3 separate regions of the Mus musculus genome follow, and all the other regions are linked to region 3. The links are chromatin loops, found by intact Hi-C in ENCODE. Cell type or tissue: gastrocnemius. All regions are shown on one strand. Region 1 overlaps Kmt2e (lysine (K)-specific methyltransferase 2E). Region 2 overlaps Kmt2e (lysine (K)-specific methyltransferase 2E). Region 3 overlaps 5031425E22Rik (RIKEN cDNA 5031425E22 gene).

Evidence for each region. Peaks named below come from ENCODE experiments on the same cell type or tissue, not always from the same donor. Only the 100,000 strongest peaks of a DNase experiment are listed, where the experiment ranks them.
Region 1: it touches region 3 in a loop (5-fold over the local background); 9 of 42 quality-filtered maps call a loop at or near these places.
Region 2: it touches region 3 in a loop (2.6-fold over the local background); 13 of 42 quality-filtered maps call a loop at or near these places.

Annotation. Positions count from the first base shown.
Region 1 is chr5:23,489,650-23,492,149 of GRCm38, reverse strand. The region is part of intron 14 of Kmt2e (lysine (K)-specific methyltransferase 2E); the gene reads right to left. Among named protein-coding and RNA genes, the nearest start is that of Kmt2e, 56 kb to the right of the region's middle. In gastrocnemius, a CTCF peak has its summit at 1,142 (motif pointing right); a DNase peak (open chromatin) is centred at 1,160.
Region 2 is chr5:23,472,193-23,474,692 of GRCm38, reverse strand. It overlaps Kmt2e (lysine (K)-specific methyltransferase 2E), which reads right to left. Exons shown (of 26, transcript NM_026984.2): 7 at 1,040-1,212. Among named protein-coding and RNA genes, the nearest start is that of Kmt2e, 39 kb to the right of the region's middle. In gastrocnemius, a CTCF peak has its summit at 1,333 (motif pointing right); no DNase peak of the experiment used is centred here.
Region 3 is chr5:23,414,683-23,417,182 of GRCm38, reverse strand. All of the region lies in intron 1 of 5031425E22Rik (RIKEN cDNA 5031425E22 gene), which reads left to right. Among named protein-coding and RNA genes, the nearest start is that of 5031425E22Rik, 17 kb to the left of the region's middle. In gastrocnemius, a CTCF peak has its summit at 1,229 (motif pointing left); a DNase peak (open chromatin) is centred at 1,196; H3K4me3 peaks cover 2,500 bases; H3K27ac peaks cover 2,500 bases.

The DNA.
Region 1 (2,500 bases), 75 kb before region 3:
GGTAGGTATGGGAACAGATTACAGCCACTCAGCATGTGTGAACCCCACACTTCATCTCAGTGAGCCGATCTTAGTGTATGCCAAGAAAGGACGATACAGCAAAACAAAACAGCCAGAAAAAAAGAAAAAAAAAAAAACAACAACAAAAATAGAACTTATTTTCTTTTACGAAACCAAAGATTTCAATACACAAATTTGCCTTTTTTAAAAACAAAGACTGAAAATTCCTAAGGAAAAAATATGTTGAAATGAAAAAATATATATGCACTTAAGGAGTCAGGCATATAGTCTTAGGTTCAAACCATGATCCTACCAGTAATTTTTAGTAAACAGCTCTGTCACCTTCTTAGGAGTGTAAAAGCATACAATACTTAAACACTTAAGACTGTCACTGAGTTCAAATAGAAAACATGAGGCTTTTAGAAAGTGGCAGGCATTCCAAAAACAAAACCAGTAGCTGTCATTTCTTTCACCCTTTTGCCCTCCATTCCAAGTCTCGTAAGGCACTCCGCTACCTTCTGCTCCTCCTTCCTTACACTGACACTCTTGGGTAGAGAATATTAAGAACAAGACCCAGAGCCTTGAGCAGAGGGCCTGGCAATGCTTCAGCTCTCAACCAGAACCAGGAAGCAGGTCCATCAACTGTCCAGTTCTCCAAATGAAAGAACCAGGTCCTGAGGCTCAGATCCATTTGTCTTTCCTCCTTCATTGTCATCGATGTGGGGAAGAAAGAAAGAAAGATCAGAAACTCAAGATCTGGCTGCCATACACTTCGCAACACTGGAGTGTCAGCTTTAGTTCCAGTAATTACTGGAAGAGATTTAAGCATTGATAGATAACTGTTCTTACTCTTTCCTGTGTTTGTAGAAAACATATTCAGTAGGGAACAAAAGATGTTAATGCAGTGTAGCTAGGATTGCTTTGTAAGGAGTTTCTAATTTTCACCCTTTTGATTTTACACACAGGAAACTCAGGGCCACAGAGGTAAGATTACTTGTTCATACATTCTGTGTTCTTAAAATCTAGAATGGGTATTCAAAACATTAAAGGTTTTACTTGTTCTCACCAGAACTGGAATTTTTAAAGAAGATTTCTTTCATGTATATGAGTGCTCTATCTGCCTATACGCCTGCACGCCAGAAGAGGGCATCAGATCATTATCTCAGAGGGCTGTGAGCCACTATGTGGTTGCTGAGAGCTGACCCAAGACCTCTGGAAGAGCAGCCCCCAGAACTGGAAATTATAAAGCCAAATTCTCAATTTTTTTGTTTCTACTTTTACCTTTAAAACATGACCTCCATAAAAACCTGTCTCTGTATATTAAATTTTTCTAAAATGCACCATTTAGAAATCTGGATTTCACAAAAATAATTCTTTGTTTTGTAGGCTAAACTCCCTTGAAAACAGTGTAATAACTACATGTTGATTAAACCAAACACTCCTTCATAGTCTTTAGCTAGTACTCCCCCATCAAAAAAATGGCATATTGCCTTCTGTTGATGGAACAAAAAATGTACATGTATGTAGGTGACTCAAAGTTAGGGCCTTTGCATAAATTATGAGTTTCCTGACTGCTAATTTATCCATCTTTCCAATTAACTGCTGATAACAAAGCACAAATTTTACATTTCTACATGTGTTTATCATATAGCAATAAAGTTGAAAGCACCAAATTCCTAATAATTCCTCTAGCTGAGATTCATCTTAAAGTATGTAGATGTTTAAGGATAAATGATTGCTTACTCAAATTTTAAAAATTAGCAGGTTTTTGTTTTGTTTTGTTTTGTTTGTTTGTTTGTTTTTTTTAAAGACATGTAGTCTATGTAGTCCTGGTTGTCTTAGAACTCACTATGTAGACCTAATCTGGCCATAAACTCTGAAATCAGTATCCCTCTTTCTCCTGAGTATTGGTGCCACCATGCCTAGATTTTATTTATTTTTAATTGTGTTTAATGTATGTGTGCTCTGATGCACATCTGAGCCAGAAGAAGGCATCATATTCCTTGTATATAGCTGCTGGGAATTGAACTCAGGACCTCTGAAGAGCAGCCACTGCTCTTAACCACTGAATCATCTTACCACCACCCCCCTCTCCCAGGTTTTCTAGTCATCACTGTATCTAATGCAATCCTTGATACATGGTCATGTGTAAAGAAGCAACCATTTTACTGATCTATCTGAAAAATATGTTAACTTGAGTTTATAGGGAACTGGAGCTGTTGATAAGAGATAATGGGTATCGTAATTAACCCCTTATAAGACTACTTATAGCTTGTAATGGCTATAGTTTAGAACTGTGACACAAGCCATGGCTTTATCCTGAGCCCAAAGCTACTTCATTATCTGTGAGCTGGGAAACTGACAGATTCCAATTCAGAGCTGGATTTGATAACTGCTTTAGATGTTAACCAGAGTATGTGGAAGTATCCCATGTGACCGACCACCCTGGTTCACTATTCTTGTGATATATCTTAGTACATTATTTCTTAGTATTACAATT
Region 2 (2,500 bases), 58 kb before region 3:
GTATTTGCTGGAGACAAGCAACACTCCTGTCAGCTCAGTGTACAAGAAAACAAGACGCAAGATTGTTTTAAAGGTGAACTACACAGTGTGGTTGGGATGTGGAGACAAACTGTTGGTGAGTGTAGGAGGAGCCGACTGTCTAGACTGATAAATATACTTCGATTCTTCAGTAATAATAGACTCAATATGAAAAGTCTTTTTACCTATGGGAAAAATATTTTCACATTAAGTAACAAGGACACGTTATTAGAGCTGCATTACTAAGCTCTTTTGTCCTTATGGCATGATTACAGAGTATACATACACAGGTTTATGAGATCTTGTCTAACCCACACACCTATGCTACACACGGCATAGATCCCGACTAAAACCCTATAGGTTATGTTCCTGTAGGCAACTGTAACCTAATGATGTTTACATGACACTAATAATTTATTAATGGTGTATTTTTCTCTATCAAAACATAGAAAAAATACTTGATAAAATGCCTTCACTTTACAATCTGATAGAACTCTTCACTTGCCATCATTGAGAATTTGTTATTAACAAATTAAGGAAACATAGTCTATAAACTGTTGCCTGCCATTAGATCTTTGGGATCCTATATCAAATAAAATCTAAAAGAAAAATAAGAAATTCAGTAACTAGGAAGCCTTTATTAAAAGTGAATATTATTCAAAGTTACAAACAGTTCTAAGTAATCATCCTACGCTTCCTTACCTAGTAAATTATTAAATATACGCTGTTCTTTCTGGTCTCAATCTGCTCTGCCTCACTTAAGCACTTATAGTGTGTGCCATTCACCTGCTAGAGCACTGATTCCAAAGCAGTGAGCAATGTCTCCTGTAGTCCATGCCTGTCTTTAAATGCATTGCAATTTTTACATGGGATTGCTTAACATTTTAAAATACAAATGTGCTACATCTTTTCATACATTTAGCTGCTCTCCCCGGCCTCCCTGTAGTCATGGCTTGCCTGTAACTCAGCTTCCTCATTTAGCTCTTATCTACTCATCTGAAATAAAAAGGCAAAAACGTACTTTTTTACATTTTGAAAAGTTTTGTTCTTTCTCCCCACTTTTTTTCCTTCTTTTATCAGTAACCTTGGGAACTCTGGAAGCAGTTAAAGTGATTGAAGTTGGAGTATGCTGAAATGCAGTATATAATTCCACAGGAACTTCATCACCACTTTCAGTTGCACTGGTATCACCATCTTTAATGAAAAACAAAGTCAGAGCACTTTAATACTTGTATTTCTTTTCTTTTCTTTTTTTAAAAAAGATTTATTTATTATTATAAATAAGTACACTGTAGCTGTCTTCAGAACCACCAGAAGAGGGCGTCAGATCTCATCACGGGTGGTTGTGAGCCACCATGTGGTTGCTGTGATATGAACTCAGGACCTTCGGGAGAGCAGACAGTGCTCTTACCCGTTGAGCCATCTCACCAGCCCCTAATACTTGTATTTCAAGCAGGATAAGAAAGCAACAATCCACCTGACAAAGGATTACTTCCTTGTTCCTAAAGAATAAATTCATTTTCTCACTTCAGACATTTACTGGAAAGATACACCAAAATGCAAGCTAAATGCTTTTCTCACACACATATAATTCATAAAGGCTGTCTAACGACACACTTGCTGGTCTGGGGAAACTAGTACACTTGACTAATGCAACTCAAATGTTCTAGGGTCACACCTATAAAAATTATATATTCACTGAAAACTTCATTCCATAGCACAAAAGCAAATTTATGCACTATTGTTTAATCAAAGGAAAATTTCACAACTACAAAACAAAACCACTGGAAAGAAACCAGTGTCCATCAAAGAGCAGGGTTGAATAAAACAATGGTTATTCACAACTGGTTGTAAAGGTCGTAACCCAAAATTAAAGGGTGGACAGCTGGGACACAGTGGCATTTACTTTTAACCCCAGCACTTGGGAAGCAAGAGAATTGCACATGCGAGCACACCGTTAATCCCAGCACTCAGAGGCAGAGGCAGGAGGATCTTTGAATTCAGGGCCAGCCTGATCTACAGAACAGAGTTCCAGAACAGCTAGAACTACAAAGAAAAATTGTCTCCAAAAAGGCAAAACAAAAACAAAAACAACAAAAACCCAACACCCACTACCCTGGCAGACAGAGAGAGAAGGGGGTGGGGGAAGATGGGGAGAAGGGAGAGAGAGAGAGAGAAAGAATATGACTATCACATGGTATAAGACAAGCCTGCATTGTGTACTACATAAGCTATCAGACCAGCCTACGCAAGGGAGCTCAGGCCAGGCCAACACGGCCTACATAGAAGACCCTATCTAAAAAAGCAACAACAAATTCAAAAAAACAAAAAACTAAACATAAAAATTGCAGCATATACAAAATTCAAAAAATAGTATCCTAAAAATTAAAAAAATACTATCTTACATGGTAAATTAATGGATCATTATTCCAACCAACATACTTTAAAGATTATCTACTACATGTGAGTACAAAAAGTGATT
Region 3 (2,500 bases):
GGATTAGAAGAGCCCTCTTGTTTAAAGCCTTGTTGATGGGGAGGAAGCCACACAGTAGAGTATACTTGCAAATAATAGAAAGGTCAATCTAGTACAGACTTAAGATGTACTATTTATGTAAGCTATGTTAACAGTAAAAATACAAACCAAAATGAAACAGGCGAGGAGAGTTGTGGCTCAGTACTACTCGCCTGGCAACGCTGCACGGACAATCATTTAAAAATGCTGATGTGGAAAGATGGCTATCGTAGGCCTTGAAGTGATATTTACAAGATAATCCTAATTTTGCTTTAAAAAAAAAAAACCTCAGTATGTATTTGTGTGCACTTACTAAGGTGTTAGTGCCCTGCAGCTGTCAGGGTGCTGGATCACCTTGCCTGTCTATTTGTGACCTTAAATGTTCAGTGAAAATGTGTGACAGTGGAGAATAATAAAATATATTTTGTAAATCTGGTTGCTTGCATAAAATGAGTATTCTGTTGAGGAAAGAAAAGGTGGCACGTCAATAAATCAAAAAATAAAAATATTCAGAAATCAGGCATTCTGGGTAGAAGATATTTTCTCTAGATTTCAATTAAATATGAATGTTTGTTTCTGTTTTTAAAAATATGTACGAATTTTACTTGTCTAAAATAAAATTTAAAAGAAATGGTGTCTCTATTTAGTTCCTAGGATTTGACCTTAGGGCTCAGTAGTAAAGTATGTGCGTTCCCCAGCACCACCCCCTGAATACCGAGACCCGTGGTGTGAGCTGAAACTGCGCACATTCATTCCCCCAAGCCACACCCTGAATACTGAGACCGAGGTGTGAGCTGAAACTGTGTGCATTCATTCCCAGTGCCACACCCTGAATACAGAGACTGTGGTGTGAACTTAACTGGATAATCTAGTTGTTCCCACCTAAGTTACTTGCACTTTCTCTGTCACTATGCAGCAAAGAAAACGCCTAAGTGAAAGGCACCTTGTACAGCAGTCAGTATCAAGTAGAAACAGATTATTAATTGCTCGACATACAGCTTCAAGCTTTGGGGGGCTTGAGGTCTTTTGTTGTTCTTCTCTTCCTTAGTTGGAGGGACAAGGGTACACAACACCTTATCATAAAATGCATCATGCTTCTTCTGAGGAGAGCCTTTTTGGCTTGAAGCCATAGCTGATTATATATCTTGTACCAGTGTGAGACTTGACATTTGCAAAGCCCTGGTCGCAGTTTGTGTATTTAGCGCCCTCTAGTGGGTTACTTTATAAAAGCATAGTTTATCTTTAGCTAAAAGAGATTAAATTGTTTACCACCGCAGTGTAATTCGTTTTGCTTTCCATTGCATCCAAAGAGACCCTTTCCTGCTACAATAGTTTGCACTTGGCCAAGAGATGACCTAGGCTGTGGCCTTTGCGCTGTAGCTCCTCAGTATTTCTAGGTTTCAGGTTCCTAGTGTAAAGTGATGATAGATAGAAGTGCCAGCTTGGGATCATCTAAAGCTAAAGGAGCTGTAATGTGGGCACCTGACACAGTAGGAGCCTAGTAATGTAGGAGGAGCCTAGTAATGTAGGAGGAGCCTAGTTCTATATATTGCAAATCTAAGGTCTTGAGTGTAATAAGATACTTGAGGCCTGATATAGCCAATATTAATAAAGGTAAAGAAGCAGGTGTTCTAATTCTGCTAGTTGAGAGAATGAGAGCAATGTTCAATGGGAAAGAATAATTCCTAGATATAACTCTAATTTCTCTAGGACCATCGTTATTAAGTTGGAAAGGGGCAGAGGACAAGTTTGGAATCTGCTCTCCAACCTACTGTGAATTCTGGGGATCAAACTCGGGTCACCAGGCTTGCAGACAGAGTGCCTTTAGCTGCAGAGCCATGCCACAAGCTGCTGCTTAATGAGATAGTCATACCATTTCTGCAGCCTGGGAGCATGTTGGTTTTCTTTGCATCTGTCACAGCACTTAGATAAACTGCATGTGCTCAGCATCTAAATTTGACCTTTCCATGTTAGAGTTGACTGTATGGTAGACTTTAGAAAACAAGACAAAGAGTGGTAGATAGTACTTAAATCGAGCCAGGTACATGAAATAGCCCCAAAGATTTCTTGTTTGTAGCCTTATCTTGCATTGGTAGTCAAGGACTTTGGTACTTAGACTTTACCTCCTCAGCCCCACTCCCCAGGAACCCATGTACTTCAGGAAAGCACTGGGTGATTATGACCTGTGAATGACCAGAGTCTTTGACCAAGTGTCCCTAGGCCCATTATTCCTGTGTGCCATGTGTTAGACATGTGACTGTTGTCTCAAATTCCCTTCTGTTTCCTTAGTGATAGGCCAAATTTGTTTTCTTGTGAACTGGTTAACCTTTAATTGAGCCCTAGTTAATGTCAGGACATTGTACTAAGCATTTTTATATTCATGACTTAACCTTCACAGCTCTGATCAGTAAGATGCAAAGTACGATCCCATTTTCCACACAAAACTCCTAGTGGCTCTCTTAAGTGGCAGTCAGACTTCTGA